2 separate regions of the Homo sapiens genome follow, and region 2 is linked to region 1. A link is an interaction called in ENCODE POLR2A ChIA-PET data of the cell type or tissue named here. Cell type or tissue: IMR-90. All regions are shown on one strand. Links, peaks and the distances in the headings refer to the core of each region. The heading gives the core; the rest is flanking DNA. Region 1 holds the start of MIR7-1 (microRNA 7-1). Region 2 has its middle 22 kb from the start of SLC28A3-AS1.

Region 1 (8,306 bases), core at 307-8,306:
ATCTATTGTTTCCCATTATATATCATTAACATTATTACTACAGTTCAAAGCCAGTTAGAGTTTTTTGAACCATATTTTGCTTTTTTTTTTTTTTTTTTTTGAGAAAGAGTCTCACTCTGTCGCCTAGGCTGGAGTGCAGTGCAGTGGCGTGATCTCAGCTCACTGCAACCTCCACCTCCTGGGTTCAAGCAATTCTCCTGCCTCAGCCTCCTGAGTAGCTTGGGATTACACACGTGTGCCACCATGCCTAGCTAATTTTTGTATTTTTAGTAGAGATGGGGTTTCACCATGTTGGCCAGACTGGTCTTGAACTCCTGAACTCGTGATCTGCCCGCCTTGGCCTCCCAAAGTGCTGGTATTACAGGCGTGAGCCATTGTGCCCAGCCCATATTTTGCTTTTAATTAGTGAAGTTAATATTTCCTACTTAGGAGGAAGAGCTAAGTATTATTTTAAAACAGTACAAAAATAAACAGGTACAAAGGATTATTTAACTTGGATTCCCTTGAAAACAGAATCTGGGGCAGGGGTTAAGTGCTGATATTTAATCTATGAGGTGCAATCTTTGGGTGTGGACATTGACGGGGACACTGTATTGTCCTGCCACTGCTTCATGGTGAGCTCAGAGAGACACAGCTAGTCACTCAGTAGGAGTGCTGGCACAGTCTTTGGGGAAGTCTCTCGACAAACTTTCTGGACAAACTGCCTCAGGGCAGTTTTTGGGAGGAAGGAAAACAAATTCCCATTGGTTACAGTTTGCCCCACAGGGAGTTAACTCCTCCATAATTCCAGGTTGCATCATCCAGCTCCTTTGGTGGTTACTCAGGAAGTCGTATCCCTGTGAGGTGTGGCATTTTATCCAAGTCTGAAAGTGAAGGAAAAGCCAGAAACCCTAGGTATGGGCTGGGCATGGTGGCTAACACCTGTAATCCCAGCACTATGGGAGGCCGAGGCTGGCAAATTGTCTTGAGTCCATCAGTTCAACACCAGCCTGGGCAACATGGTGAAACCCCATCTCTACAAAAAATTTAAAAAAGTTAGCTGGGCATGGTGGCACGCGCCTCTAGTTCCTGCTACTCAGGAGGCTGAGGCAGGAGGATGGCTTGAACCTGGGAGGCAAAGGTTGCAGTGAGGAGAGATCCTGCCACTGTACTCCAGCCTGGGCAACAAAGTGAGATCCTATCTCAAAAAAAAAAAAAAAAAAAAAAAAAAAAAGAGCCCAGGTATGTTACTCATTGTCCTGCCTGTTCAACCTTGAGGTAGAGCCTGGCACTTTCTAGGAAATGACTGATCAGCCCCAGACATGGCGTAACTATGGTCTAGTGAAACTGGTTGGCAGCAGTGGCAGCTGAGGTGGAGCAAGAGCTGTCATCCATTATTTTGTTGCTGTCCTCCCTTAAATTAGCAATGCTGCCTGTATAAGATAAACCTCTTTAATTGAAGGGCTGCATGTAATAGCCACTGAATGGCTAAGCAAAATTAAAAAAAAAAAAATTTTAAGGCCGGGTGCGGTAGCTCATGCCTGTAATCTCAGCACTTTGGGAGTCCGAGGTGGGCGGATCACGAGGTCAGGAGATGTGAGACCATCCTGGCTAACACAGTGAAAACCTGTCTCTACTAAAAATACAAAAAATTAGCCAGGCGTGGTGGCACGAGCCTGTAGTCCCAGCTACTCAGGAGGCGGAGGCAGGAGAATCACTTGAACCTGGGAGACGGAGGTTGCAGTGAGCTAGTATCGCGCCACTGCACTCCAGCCTGGACGACAGAGCAAGACTGTCTCCAAAAAAAAAAAAAAAAAATTTAATTGGCAAATAAAATTATATGTACTTACGTACAACATGATGTTTTGAAGTATACTTGCATTGTGGAATGTTTAAATCTAGCTAATTAGTAAATGCATTACCTCACAGTTATTATTTTTGCGGTGAGAGGAATGTTTTGAAAGGTTATGAGAAAGCTCACACGATGGAAGAGAAGGCTGGGTAACCAGACTCATAAACAGAAAACCGGCAGCTTTAGAGTTTTGAGAGCAGAAACTGCCCAAAGTTGTCTTCTAATTAGTGCTATTTAAAAAATGAACTATAGGCTGGGCATGGTGGCTCATGCCTGAATCCTAGCACTTTGGGAGGCCAAGGCAGGCAGATTAACTGAGTTTAGGAGTTCAAGACCAGTCTGTGCTGGGTGTGGTGGCTCACGCCTGTAATCCCAGCACTTTGGGAGGCCGAGGTGGGCAGGAGTTTGAGACCAGCCTGGCCAACATGGTGAAACCCCGTCTGTACTAAAAATACAAAAATTAGCCGGGTGTGGTGGCGCCTGCCTGTAATCCCAGCTACATGGGAGGCTGAGGTAGGAGAATTGCTTGAATCCCAGAGGCAGAGGTTGCAGTGAACCAAGATTGCGCCATTGCACTCCAGCCTGGCAACAAGAGCGAAACTCCATCTCAGGAAAAAAAAAAAAAAAAAAAAAAAAGACCAGCCTGGCCAACATGGTGAAACCGTGTCTCTACTGAAAAAAAAAAAAAAAAAAAAAAAAAAAAAAAGGCGGGGCGCGGTGGCTCACGCCTGTAATCCCTAGCACTTTGGGAAGCCGAAGCGGGCAGATCACGAGGTCAGGAGATGGAGACCATCCTGGCTTACATGGTGAAACCCTGTCTCTACTAAAAATACAAAAAAATTAGCCGGGCGTGGTGGCGGACACCTGTAGTCCCAGCTACTCAGGAGGCTGAGGCAGGAGAATGGCGAGAACCCGGGAGGCGGAGCTTGCAGTGAGCAGAGATCACAGCACTGCACTCCAGCCTGGGTGACAGAGCAAGACTCTGTCTCAAAAAAAAAAAAAAAAAAAAAAAAAAAATTAGCTCGGTGTGGTGGCTGTAGTTCTGTAGTCCCAGCTACTCCGGAGGCTGAGGCAGGCAAATCACTTGAACCTGGCAGGCGGAGGTTGCAGTGAGCCGAGATGCCACTGTACTGCAGCCTGGGTGACAGAGGGAGACTATCTCAAAAAACAAACAAAAAACCCAAAAAAACCTATAAGCATTACAGCTTGCTTGCATCATTCTCCTCAAGATTGAAAATCTCAGGAGAAAGAGTCTGGTTGGCCAAGCCTAAATCAAATGTCCACCCTCTGGGGTGACAAAATAACCCGTTAAGGACCAGGATTTCTTTCTCCTCAAGCCTATGTACAATGGAGAGAGAAAAACTCAAGGAAAACTGTGTGCAATTAGAAAGGGGAAACTGATGTGGTATTAATAAGATGTCCATTATAATTCACCCTTTAGCTGTTCAGCATTCAAGAATTTTTTTCTCATGTACTTTCAGAAATACTAGTATAATGCAGTTATTCTTCATAAGTTTCTCACCCCCTCTTCTGAGGGAGACAACCCAGTCTCATTATTTGCTGCATCACAATCAAGTCCAGGATATGTGGGTGATGTACATTTCTGCTTTAGCTTCAGCTTAACTGTGTTAGATCAAGTCCTAGAAGCAGAGCCTAAGCCAGGGATTTTTGTGCAATTGATTCACTTCGAGAGTGCTCTCAGTTGAAGCAGAATGAGGAAAGGAGCACAGGGCAGGGAAAATTGGTCAAACCATGATGCAGTCTCAGCAGTGTCAGCCTGATCCCGAGTTCCAGAGTCTGAACTATACACAGAATTGGTACCAATTTGAGACACAAAGTATGAATAAATGATCTGAAGGCCCATTCCAAGTGAGATCACCTCCACCTAGAATTTATGGTTTGATTGCATTAGTCTTAACTCTCCTGTTTCTTGGTAATTCCAGGGTAAATTCCTAGATATGCCTTGTGAGTTTTCTCATAAATTCCCATTCCCACTGATAGCAGAAAAAACTGGTCTTCCTTTTTTTATTTGAGACGGAGTTTTTCTCTTGTTGCCCAGGCTAGAGTGCAGTGGCACGATCTCGGCTCACTGCAACCTCCGCCTCCCAGATTCAAGCAATTCTCCTGCCTCAGCCTCCTGAGCAGCTGGGATTATAGGTGTGCGCCAAAGCTAATATAACTGGCACTCAATTCAGTGGTCTCTCCTTGACTATCTCGCCTTGGCTTTCACTGGTACTGCAAATCTTTTGCTATTCTGCCATCTGTATCCAGCCACTAGCTGGGCTCTTTATCTTACAGCTGCTACTATGCAGTAACCCTATCTTTCACCATAATGACCCCATCACAAGTCCCATTGGTTCTCAAGTGATGTCCCTCTTACGACATCTGGGAATCAAAGGAAAATTCTGTGGGGTGTTTGTGTCTGTAATCTCAGATCATCTCTGTGCCAAACATTGTGTATCTCTCGGTCTTCTGTGCTTTCTATCCCATGTGGTCATAGGAACACTTTGCAGGGTTTCAAATTAGAAGTGAGGCTAGTGCCTTGTTTTTGTGCTTTTGGCGTCCTTTTCAACCCATCTGGAGTTTCTGCTCTCTCATTAATCATCTCCCACTGCTCTTGCCCCGGTCTGAAATATAGGAAGGTCTCTGGGGATGGCCTGAGCCAGGAGCCGAGATAGCACCACTGCACTCCAGCCTGGGCGACACAGCCAGACCATCTTTTTAAAAACAAAAATTCTTCTCCTTTTTTTGGTTCTCTTTAACATAAAAACTTACTGGATTGAGACAGGGTCTGTCACCCAGGCTGTAGTGCAGTAGTGCCATCAAGGTTCACTGCAGCCTCCACTTCCCGGGCTCAGGCGATCCTCCCACCTCAAGCCTCCTAACTGGGACTACAGGTACGCGCCACCATGCTTGGCTAATTTTTTGTAGAGATGGGGTTTCACCATATTGCCCAGGCTGTCTCAAACTCTTGGGCTCAAGCCATCTGTCCACCTTGGCCCCCAAAATGCTGGGGTTACACGTGTGAGCCACTGCACCGAGGCTAATTAAATTTACTTCGAATCACAGCAATCTGAAGCAATTCATTACCTAATTCACGTGGAACGGTAGTAATTGAGTACTAAAAAACCTTAAAACTAATGAAAGGGTTTTTTAAAAGGAAATTTTGCTGTTTGGTTTGATTTTCTTTGCTATTAGATCAGATTTAGTATTTTACATTATATGTCTCAGTACAATAAAACAAAGGCAAACAAAATTTGAATAGTAGGGAAAGGTTTTAAATTCTTGAGATAACTAGTACAACTTGGTTTCTGTCTGTTGGCATTTTGGTAATTAACTTACAAAAAGTTAGGCTAAATTTTTGAAACTAAGTCAGCATTATACACCAGTAACTTCTTACAAAATTGTCTCAATATTCCATTTAATTAAAGAGCTTATGTTCACTTCTCCCACCCTTTGTGAAAATTCTCCCAACCTGTCCCAATTCTCACCCAAATTTTAAATACCATTTACCAATCAATAGCAGTGGCAATGCAAAAGGCCCCTCTCCCTCCCAAAGCTGTATATCAAAGATATCAATACCAGATATTCTTCAATCCATTAAGTCTTCAGTAGAATGATGTGTTTAAGGTCTGAAATTATTGTAAAATGCAAAAGTGAAAACATTTGCAGCTAATGGTCCATGTGTTACATAACTCATTTACAGGTAACAGATAAAAGCTTTGGAAGCCAGTGTTCTCTCCAGGGATGCTTTCCTTCAGTAGGATTAACAATTTGACTAAAGTGTCCTTGTCATTTTTCTTTAGGGGTAAGGGCTCATTTCACCCTGAGCAACCCCAACTCAACCACACTGGGGAAACCATACCACAGGTAGCATTCACTAGTTTTAAGTAATATTTTGACATTTACTTCATGTTCTTCATTAATCAAAAGATCACTCTACGTCCCTCCCCAAACTAAATGTCACTCAACTCTACTTCCCTTAAAAGACATTATTCTGTTCATACTATTAATACTTACATGAATTCTAGAACTGCCCAACTGTTACTTTTATTATACACAAGCCTCTGACCTAAATTCAATAATTACATTCATGACTCCTTTCCTATATAGTTGTTCATCTGTTTTGAGGCAGGAAGATTGCTTGTGCCCAGAAGATGGAGGTTGCAGTGAGCCAAGATTATGCCACTGCACTCCAGCCTGGGAAAAACAGCAAGACACTGTCTCAAAAAACAAAACAAAACAAAACAAAAACAGTTTTCAAGCTTTCTGGACAGCTGGAGGTTAATAAGTAGTACTTCAGAAATATGAGCCGGGAACCATACTCTGCAGTTATTTTACATTATCTCCGATATTCTCAAACATCAAACTAAAGCTATTTTAGAGAAAGGAACCAAGTAACTCACTCAAAATTTCTCATAGGTAATGAGGAAAGCTCTGGCTGACTATAAGAAAAAAAAAATTGGATGACTAGGCTCTCATTTTGCTAAATTACCACGTTAATTATGAGCCCAACTACCACCCCTGCCAGCTTTCACTTATAAATGCTAGAAAAACACTTCACACAAAAAAATACATAAGATTACTATATTTCCTTTTAAGAGGAACGTTTCAACAAATTTTACAGGTGTCAATCAACCCTTGTTCAAATCGGGCACACATCAAATCTAGCATCATGGGTGTTTTATTTATTTGGAAGTGAATTTTAACTATCAATACAAATGCCAAGATACTACACAAAACATCCACAGGAACTTTTTTCATCTTTTTTTTTTTTGAATTGTACACAAACATTTCCTACATAATCCAACATACAACAGAGAAATGGTACATCTTTTTCTTTCAATTTGCATACAATGGAAAAACAAGTATATATATATTTTACAAAGTTTAACTAATAAGACACTAGAGCAAATTGACAGTTTAAGTCTATAGGTGAGAAATTATCTAATAAAAATAATCAATTTTTTCAGCATTAGTCACTTCCATAACCAAGTGTTATTCTGATTAATAAAACTTGCTGCCAATCAGAATTCTGGTATATACTCATACCATTACTCAACTTGTAGTACTGCTCCCCACCTTAGTTCTTCACAACTAACATAGAAAATTGTTGAAAAGTAGGGGCAAGCATTTGCAAAAACAAACAAAAAATCCCCAGCTTATTATAAGCATGAATATGTATGATGGAATTTCTTCCCAGCAATAGACTTCCAAACCATCAAGAAATCACCAGAACTAAGTTTGCCAAGTTATTTTGCCTATGTCCAACAAGAGATGCACTTATATGTCCAACAGAGGAGCTGAAAATTAAACTTAGTGTTTAGTTTGGGGGTGGGTTGGGAAATTCAGCCACCATTTTAAAATGACTGTCTTAAAAAAAAAATGACCACCAAAAATAGGTTCACTAAATTTATTTTAAAAATCATAAAACGTTTCTTACAAAAGAGCATTACATTCTGCACACTGCTCTGAACAGATGCCAGGGACATGTGGACTATTGTTACTTTTCCTCCCTGTCCCACCCCCCAAATGTTACAGTGACCACAAAGCAAGGTGTTCACAATAATTACATGGGGGGAATTTTTTAAACCACCAACAATAACGAAAAATAAAATCCACTCACTCTGCTGCTGTTTCAAAATTTCAATGTTAGTTTTTGCACGCCCTTCCCCCCCCCAACCCTGTTTGTAAGGAACTAAAACATTACATCTGGTGAACAGCAAAGATTTCACTACACCTCAAATGCAGAACACCTATGAAGCAGAGGAATGTTGGCTTTTTAAACAGAAGCAGATAAAAAAAAAAAGATGCAGGACTCCTTCAGTTCTTCACTAGTCTTAGAAAAACTTTCCAGAATACTGCTTCACACTATAAAAAAGAAAAAATATCTTGCATTAGAATCCTTCAACATCTGCATACTGCTTCACACTATAAAAGAAAAGAAAAAAAAGTGCGAATTAGAATTTTTGCTCGTAACATCTTAATCAACATCAAGACAATTTCAATGCTAAATTAAAATGATAAACACGTCCATTACAATTAGAAGAGTTCAAAAACCATTAGCAATTACAAATTAAAGCAATGTTAAGTGTCAAGAAAAATGATGAGTAGTAAATCGGACATTAGTAGAACAGAATTAAGAAAACGGAATTGAAAGTTGTTAATATTTGGTAGAAAAGACAAAGAATGCTAGTAAGGTGTGAAATGCTGCATTTTACAGCACCAATCATTTGTCCTGTAGAGGCATGGCCTGTGCCATATGGCAGACTGTGATTTGTTGTCGATTTAGTTATCTAAAAACAACAAAATCACTAGTCTTCCACACAGAACTAGGCCAACATCCAATGAATCTTCTATATTTTCTACAGGCTCTGTACAATTTTTAACAAGTGGTTTTGGCAGCAGTTTTCACCAGAGAAATGAGAAGTTTGCTTGGTTAAGGCTTCTTCCAGCAAGATTAGTATTGAATGTC
Region 2 (8,338 bases), core at 184-8,183, 290 kb after region 1:
CACCTGGGCAAATAATCCCACTGTCCCCCTGCTTTTCTTGGGTCCCTGCTTCTGACTGTAATTCATTTATCTCTGGCACATGTTGTTTTGTATTTCTGATAAGACTCGGGTGAAAAATAGGGTGGCAGCTGAATTTATTGACGCAATTTGCTCATGTAATCTATGCTGTTGGTGATTCTGAAATGCATGCAAAGGCATTAGCCTCCTAATTATGGATTTTCATGTGATTGTTTGAAATGCAGATGGTCAGTCAGCTCCTGAGCTGGGGACCTCGATCTAGGGGTGGTGGTGGCGAAGTGCTGGCGATAGAACTATTACGACTGCAGAAAGAATGAGATGTTTAGTATTTATGGTCTGTTTTTTTCCTGGGTAGATATCGGGGAAGTTGTAAAACCCTTAAAGTCTACAAAGAGTCATACATAGTGCTGTAATACACTCTGTATCCATGGGGTATTAGTTCCAGGACCTCTGAGGATACAAAAATCCTTAGAAGTTCAAGTCTCTGATATAAAATGGCATAGTATTTGCATATAATCTATGCACATATTTTCATAAGCTTCAGATCATCTCTAGATTACTTATAATACCTAATACGATGTAAATCCTATATAAATAGTTGTTAGACTGTATTGTTTATTATTTGTAATAATTTTTGTTGTTGTATTGCTGTTTTTATTTTTATTTTTCTTGGATATTTTTGATCCAAGGCTGGCTGAATCTACAAATAAAGAACCTGGGCTACGTTGGGCCAACTGTAAATAAAACTTACTCATTAAACAGGGTATGGAAAATTTGACCAGGGAAGGTCTAGTCTTAATACCACTGTGCCCTTATTTTCAGCCAGCCATCTCCCCTAAGTTTTGGCTGTGTGTGTGTATGTGTGTGTTGGAGCATGTGTGGAGAAGTAGTAGTGTTCTCGAGAGGAGAAAAGTGTGAGAGCATGGAGCACTCTCACCTTGCATTTTGTTCTCATCCTTTCTTCTCAAGGAGCACTTATAGGCTTTGTGATGGTTAAACCCACAGGTAAAAGCGCTAGCCCTTTTCTAACATTAATGGGTTACTACAAGGCAAGGTGTGAGCTTACATTGGACATCATATTTTGAGAAATAATGAATGATGCTCTGGCTGGACTGTAGGGTTGAGGGATTCTTACAGAGAAGAGCTCAGTAGATTTTTTTCCCTCCGTCTAGGAAGAATGCCCACAGCTGCCACATTGCTACCTGCTTAGTGCAGCTTGTGGCTACTTGCAACTCGGCTCACAGTCACCCGTTTTCCGGGTATACCTAAAGCTCTTACTCGTGACCCTACTCTGTGACTTGGCATTCAAAGCCCTCCAGGATTTGGCTACAACTCTCTTTTATAAGCTCCTTTGCTTCTCTGCCCCTGCCTGCACCCTGTGCTCCAAGCAAGTTAAATGCCTCCCTCTTCCCTACACAGCCTCATCCTCCCCCACGTTGTGGCTTTGCTCGCGCCTGCTATGTTTGACAGTGACTCTGCTTTTCTACCTCCATGTGCCCAAATACTTTGTACTTTCAGGTTTAATGCATACCTCATCTCTCCATAAAACCATGCCTTATCCCTTCTATCTCAATGTTACCTCTTTCTCCTCTGAACTCTTATAATATTTTATCTGTCTCTCTCAGGACCACCTCTTACTCCTTTGGTTAGTTATTGATGTTCACGTCTCATTTCTCCCATTAGATTGTAAGTTTCTTGAGGGCAGGGCCCATATGAAATTTATCTGTCCCTCAAGTGGCATCCTGCACATAGTGGGTACCTAGCCACCATTTGTTGACTAAATGAATGAAAACAGCATTAATCAAAAGCTTTGGAGATTGACATTCTTGGAGAAATGTTGGTCAAAGTGCATTCCAAGGACCATTTACTTGGGGTGGGGACAGAAGCTTGTTGAAAATGCAGACTCATGGATCCTACTAAGATTTACCAGATCAGAGTCTGTGGAAGGTGAGGCCTGGAAATTTGTGCTTTAAATAAGATTCCTGAAAAGTCCGATGTTCAAAAGCCCATAGATTTGCAAAAAAATATTCAGTCCAGTTGGAGTCAGGCCCTTTAAGCTAAGCACATAGAAAGTGAGAACTAGGGGCTAGGGAAATGTTAGTCCACAGATACCAGAGAGGGCATTTGTATCAGCTTTAAAGCTGGAAAAGGGAAGTTGACATGAATATTAGTTATGATTTGTAGGAAGTCTGTCATCTAATGCAGAGAAGCCTTTGAAACATGCATTTCAGGGTAAACAGTTTATTATGTGTGTTGTCCATCCAACACTCTGTGTTGCCAAGGCTTGGTTCCAGATTCGGAAGAGACTCCTATTGGAAAATTCAAAGGCCATTGGTTTATTGAACAGAACTGGGAGCTCGCTTATTTATTTATTTATTTATTTATTATTATTTTTTTTTTTTGGAGACAGGGTCTCTCTCTGTCACCCAGGCTGGAGTGCAGTGGTGTGATCGTAGCTTACTGCAGCCTTGAATTTCTGGTCTCAAGCGATTCTCCTGCCTTAGCCTCCTGAGTAATTAGGACTACAGGCACATACTACCACACCTGGCTAATTAAAAAAAGTTTTTTTTTTAGTGATGGGATCTCACTATGTTGCCCAAGCTGGTCTCAAATTCCTGGTGTCAAGCTATCTTCCTGCCACAGCCTCTCAAAGCCCTGGGATTACAGTTGTGAGCCCTGTTCCCTGCCAGGAGTTCACTTATTAATTTAAAAAAATTTTAAGTAAGTAAATAAGAAAAATCAGCCAGGCTATAGAAGTCAGAGTGAAAAAAATTCAGCTTGGTCGCAAAAGAAAAAACACCATACAGCATCCAAGTGAATATTTTTAATGCTTATAAAATTTTAATAGGAAGTGTGAGATGGATTTTTGCAGGCTTTAGTTACTACAGCCAATTGGTAACTAAGGAAATACTCTATTCTTCCCTACTGATTTTTCCAGGTGATTTAAACCAAGGATAAAAGCCCTCAAGAATTTGTTTTTAAAGTAATATCTCTAGCTGTCTAGGGAGAAAGGAAATAAAATGAAAGTCACTCCTCTCTTTACATAAAAAACCTTTCCCTGAAGAAAAGTAGTGTGGTGGTCAGTGGTGTTAAGAAAAGGTAAAAATGGACAAGTATTTTTAAAATGACGGTATAACTAGGGTACTGCTAATATTTAGAAAGACAGACAATTATAACAGTTGAGCTGCAGAGAAAATGGCTCAATGTTCTATTTTCAGCTTTTCAACAGGTCAGAGTCATCTAATGAGGGCCGTGGCAGGGTGGCAGGCACACTTCCAGCCGAACTGGTTGTACAAGCTTCTTGTACTAAAAGCAGTCTAGAAGAACCTTCCTAGCATCGAAGCAGCAGGGAGAAGAGCCTGTAGGACCCATTTTTCTAAACACTGTGCTCTTCTTTTTCCTTTTAATTTTCAACTTGGTGTCCATTAGGAGATTTACCTGGCTGCATCATTCAGACGGTAGTTATTGAGTTTCCGCTTAGCCAAGGGCTGTGTTATGTATTTTCTCTGCCTCTCATGTCCTGAGCCAATTTGCCTTATCCAAGCACATCTCTGTTATTATTCTGGAAATTGGGCCATCCTGACAGTCTCAGACAGAGCCACCTCAGCTCTGATTTATTCTGCGAATGTCTTGCTTAAAGGCACAGAGGCAAACCTCTTCAGAGGTATATTTCTCCTGAGTATAAATGCAGTTGTATGTATAGGATTGACAAATTCAGGTTTTTTCCTGCTGTCTGAAATACGGTGCCCCTCTTACCTCAAAAAAGCAAACAGCACAACCTATACTGTGCATGGCTAACAAGACCACCAAATCACAGTGACAGTGGGTGCCTGATGGGATGTGTACCTGAGAGAGCCCCATCTGGGGTCCCCTATCTAGCACTGAACTCAGCAACCATAGCTCTATTAAACAACTTCACCTGCATGACGTCCTTATCACAGAATTGTTGTTCCCCAGGACCGAGACAGAGATTAAAGTAGGTAGGTGGGGAGATGGGATCAAGGTCCCTGCTGGTGTTTCGTTGCTGTGACAATATCCAACCCTATGGGATTGTAGCTCAAGTAGATACTTAGATCAGGCTCCTCTGAGGAAGATTACAGGCAGTTCTTATTTCTGGAGAACTTATATGTGTGAGCCTGGCATTATCACCTTGACTAATGAGTGTTAAAAGAGAAATCAGAATCCCTGAGGACCTCCCGAGAAGAGCTTTTCAGGAAAAAAAAAATGACACAACACCCGGTGCTGACTTTCCCAGTTGCTCAGTCTCCCTCGAGTCCTCGGGGCTTGTGATGTACACCAAGCTTCCGTAATGTCTATCAATTACTTTGGAAGGTAGAGGGCACCGTGAAAACTGTAACAGTGAGTCTTCCTTCCAGCTGTGAACACTAAGCAAATTCGTACCTTCACTCTTCCCCACTTACTCCTCCCTGGCTTTGATCTCAAACTGGTCCTGTCTGTTCTTTACTAGTTACTTATGGTATGGTTTTTGGATCAGGATACTGGCTACAAAGGTTTAAAGTCTGGAAAATAATTTGCCAAAGTAACACCCCAAAGGATACTTCCTGGATAGATAGATTAGACTATCATCTCCCTACCCAGTGGGCAATGGGAGCGTTACTAATGGTGAGCAACTGAGTGTGAAGTGTCTGCTGATGTGGGACAGTGTAAAGCATTCCACAGCTTTCCGGATGGATTCTAGCCTAGAAATGTTGGAATCTAATCCCTTGGATCTGATTTCCAGTTCACAGGGAATATAGAGATGGAAGAACAAGCTTAATAACTGAGGACCTGGGTGTGGTAGCTCCAGCCTGTGGTCCCAGCTACTTAGGAGGCTGGGGTGGGAAGATCATTTGAGTTTGGGAGGTGGAGGTTGCAGTGAGCCGAGACTGCACCACTGCACTCCAGCCTGGGTGACAGAGCAAGAAACAAAACAAACCAAACAGAAAACTTGTCTCAAAACAAAACAAAACAAACAACACCCCCCACCCCCAAAAAAACTGAACATCTAAGGAAGCAACAAGGCAAATAATTCCAGAGGCTGGGTCTTTAACTAGACAACTGGCCTAGACTCTTCAATCAGTGATGAGCAGTAAGAGACGAGTGTTCTAGATTTAAAGAGATTTTAAAAACATTACAACCAGATACAGCGTGTGGTCCTGGATTGGATGTGGTTTAGCTAAACTCCTAAAATAACAGATGTTTTGGGGACAATGGAGAAAATTGGAAAGGCATTAAATAAGAAGAAAATTGATTGACATGGAAAGATGACTGATTTTATATATGTATATATATATATACTTATAAGAGTATACCTGTATATGTATATATAAAATACATATATATGTACAGAGAGAAAGTGTGGGAGGATTTGCACATTGGGGTTAACTGTGGTAATCTTGGGGGAATAAGAATATGATGGTTTGATTTTCCTTTTTTTCTCATCAACACTTTCTAATTTTTTCTTTGTTTTTTGAGACAGAGTCTCGCTCTGTCGCCTAGGCTGGAGTGCAGTGGTGCAATCATGTCTTACTGTAGCCTCAACTTCCCGGGCTCAAGCAATCCTCCTGAGTAGCTGGGACTACAGATGTGTGCCACCATGTTTGGCTAATTTTTAAATTTTTTGTAGAGATGGGATCTCACTATATTGCCCAGGCTGATCTCAAACTCCTGGGCTTAAGTGATTCTCCCCCCTTCACCTCCCAAAGTGCTGGGATTGTAAGCATGAGCCACTGGGCCCAGTTAACATTTTCTAATTTTCTGATATTGAAAAGAGATTGCTTTCGTGATCACGAAAGATTCATTAAAAAAATATTTTTTAAAAGAAAAAAACCCAAAAAACAGGAAATACCTTTCCAGGCAGCAATAATGAAAAAGAGCCTTGAGGCGAGGTCAGCCCAGCTGCTAACAAAAGACGTGTGAACACCTCCTGCCAGGCCTAGGACTTACTAGGAAGACCCCAGCAGAGACCATAATTCCATAGCGTTGTAGCCCCACTTTTTTTCATTTTGAGGCGCAGGTGAACAATTTAAGATTTGTCACAATGTAATTGAATGTGCAGAGTGACTTCCCACTGATAGTGATTGCTGAAAAAGAGTAGGGGAGGGGATTGGGAGGGCGGTGCAGGTTTTCTGCTCAGGCCGATGCTGAGTCCTGGGTGGGAAGCACGGAGCAGGCCTCTTCTACGCGGGGTCTTGATAGCTCTGCTGATGACCGGGTAAACCCCATGGGGCCAGATTTTATCAGTGATGTATTTTCTTCACTGAGAAGAATATCATGTAAGAGGCAAATAAACGTCACACAGTTTTTGCAGACCCACCCAAACATAAAATGACATTTGTATGCTGAAATAATAACCAGAAATTTCTATGCTCTAACCAATGAGTCCTTTCTCCCAGGCAGATTAGAGACACTGGAGGATGAATCTGAATATTCAAATGAATGTCCACCCTGGTGTGTAGCAAGGGGGGAAGGGGCAGAACTGGCCAGGGGCTTCTCTGATCACGTTTTGATGATAAATGCAGGATAACGAAGAAATGAAAAGCAAAGAGAAGAACTAGAGGGGGAAAGAAGGCTCACTGCACAGTAACTTCAACCGTGATCGGCCGGGTCACATCTGCCCTGCGGGAGGGAGGTGAAAAGGCGGAGGGTACACTCTGTTCCTTAGTGAAATCGCTTAGGCACAAATCAGATCAGCTGGCCTGTCTGGCTGAGACCCAGGACCTAGAGGGACCAAATTGGCAGACCTGCTTTCCAATATGTAGGTAATCACATTATCATCATTGCTTGGGGTAAGACGGATGGTTTTTACAGAATAGCCCTGATTGTGAAAGGCTGTTTGTGGGTGTGTTTGGCAGAATATTTTATACCCTCAAGATGTGCAGTTTAAATTAGATGGTGAGAAAAACCTAAATGCATAAAAAATAGGACTATTAAGAGAGAAAACTGACGTTTGGCTCTTGTGAGGCTGTTTAACATCACATGCTCTAGGATCTCAATATCGATGTTCAGTATTGTCCATCTCAGCAGCAGGGTGATGTTAGATAACACGTTTGAACTGCTTTTTACCACTCTACTAAGTTTTTTTTTTTTTTTTTTTTTTTTTTGAGACAGTTTCACTCTTGTTGCCCAGGTTGGAGTGCAGTGGGGTGATCTTGGCTCACTGCAACCTCCGCCTCCCAGATTCAAGCGATTCTCCTGCCTCAGCCTCCCGAGTAGCTGGGATTACAGGCGCCTGCCACCATGCCTGGCTAATTTTTTGTATTGTTAGTAGAGATGGGGTTTCACCATGGTGGCCAGGCTGGTCTCGAACTCCTGACCTTGTGATCCACTTGCCTTGGCCTCCCAAAGTGCTGGGATTACAGGCATGAGCCACCGCACCTGGCCTCTATTAAGATATAAAGCTGTTAAATGGATTACCTTGAAAGACATGATTTTTGTACATTAAATATGGTCAAATAGCAGTAATTTCATATGATTTGATCTAATAATTGACCTTTCCTTTAGAAGAGCTTAGATGTGGGTTGAGAGACAGAAGAGTAGCTTATCAACAGACATAAAATTATTAAGAACTAGAATTAAGAGGCCTTTCTTTGAAGTCAGTAACACAAAGATTTGTTCATGCTCCTTAAGGTTTTTCCTTGACTGACTCCATGTGGGTGAATCTTTTTCTCTAGATGAAGCACACCGTCCAATGTTTAAGCCACAAGGGAAAATGAACCCAGTTACTATTTAATACATGCAACTCAGATTTATCCCAAAATATGATGATCTACCTTGACCCGCCACCTTTTTCCAAGAGTTGACACTGTAAGTTTTCTAGAAAAAACTCCACTCTCGCATGACCAAGATTTGTGTGTGTGATCAACATTTAGAAGAACGTGCTAAAGAAGACACTGAAGACAATTCCCAAACAAGAGTTAATATCTGAGCTGCGGCAGCATCCTTGCCACAAAAACGCAGCTCCCCAAGCAACACAGGGCTCACTTAGATGTGTAAGCTCTGGTTGTGTTTCTTTTAAAATCAGTCGCATTACTTTATAGTCACATCTTGTGAGAGAGGGCTCAGGGTCTCCAGCATCCCTGGAGAGGCATCTTCTTCCTTCTGCTTGAATTTTCCTCAATCTTCTATCCCGTTTGAATGGCTGTGACCTGTTAGGGATTTTATTTGATTTTTAGGGCTTTACTATTGTATTCATCTTGATGCTCCTCAGATAGTGTTTGTCCTAATCATTGTTTCTAGTACAAAGCCAAGTTGAACTGCTGGAATTATGGAGCAAAATACTGAACTGATATTTTCTTCCTTGTTATTGGCTTGCTGTTCT

What was found. ChIA-PET counts read pairs that join two places held together with the same protein. Peaks named below come from ENCODE experiments on the same cell type or tissue, not always from the same donor. Only the 100,000 strongest peaks of a DNase experiment are listed, where the experiment ranks them.
Region 2: POLR2A ChIA-PET joins it to region 1 with 22 read pairs; 11 of 35 experiments call an interaction of 5 or more read pairs at or near these places.

The regions. Positions count from the first base shown.
Region 1 is chr9:83,961,679-83,969,984 of GRCh38, forward strand. HNRNPK (heterogeneous nuclear ribonucleoprotein K) reads right to left here. Exons shown (of 17, transcript NM_031263.4): 17 at 6,405-7,762. The coding sequence ends at 7,729. MIR7-1 (microRNA 7-1) reads right to left here and starts at 8,179; the gene lies at 8,070-8,179. RefSeq lists an enhancer at 1,010-1,640. In IMR-90, for the core only: no CTCF peak of the experiment used is centred there; no DNase peak of the experiment used is centred there; H3K27ac peaks cover 204 bases.
Region 2 is chr9:84,251,859-84,260,196 of GRCh38, forward strand. No RefSeq gene overlaps it. Among named protein-coding and RNA genes, the nearest start is that of SLC28A3-AS1, 22 kb to the right of the region's middle. In IMR-90, for the core only: no CTCF peak of the experiment used is centred there; no DNase peak of the experiment used is centred there; H3K27me3 peaks cover 1,590 bases.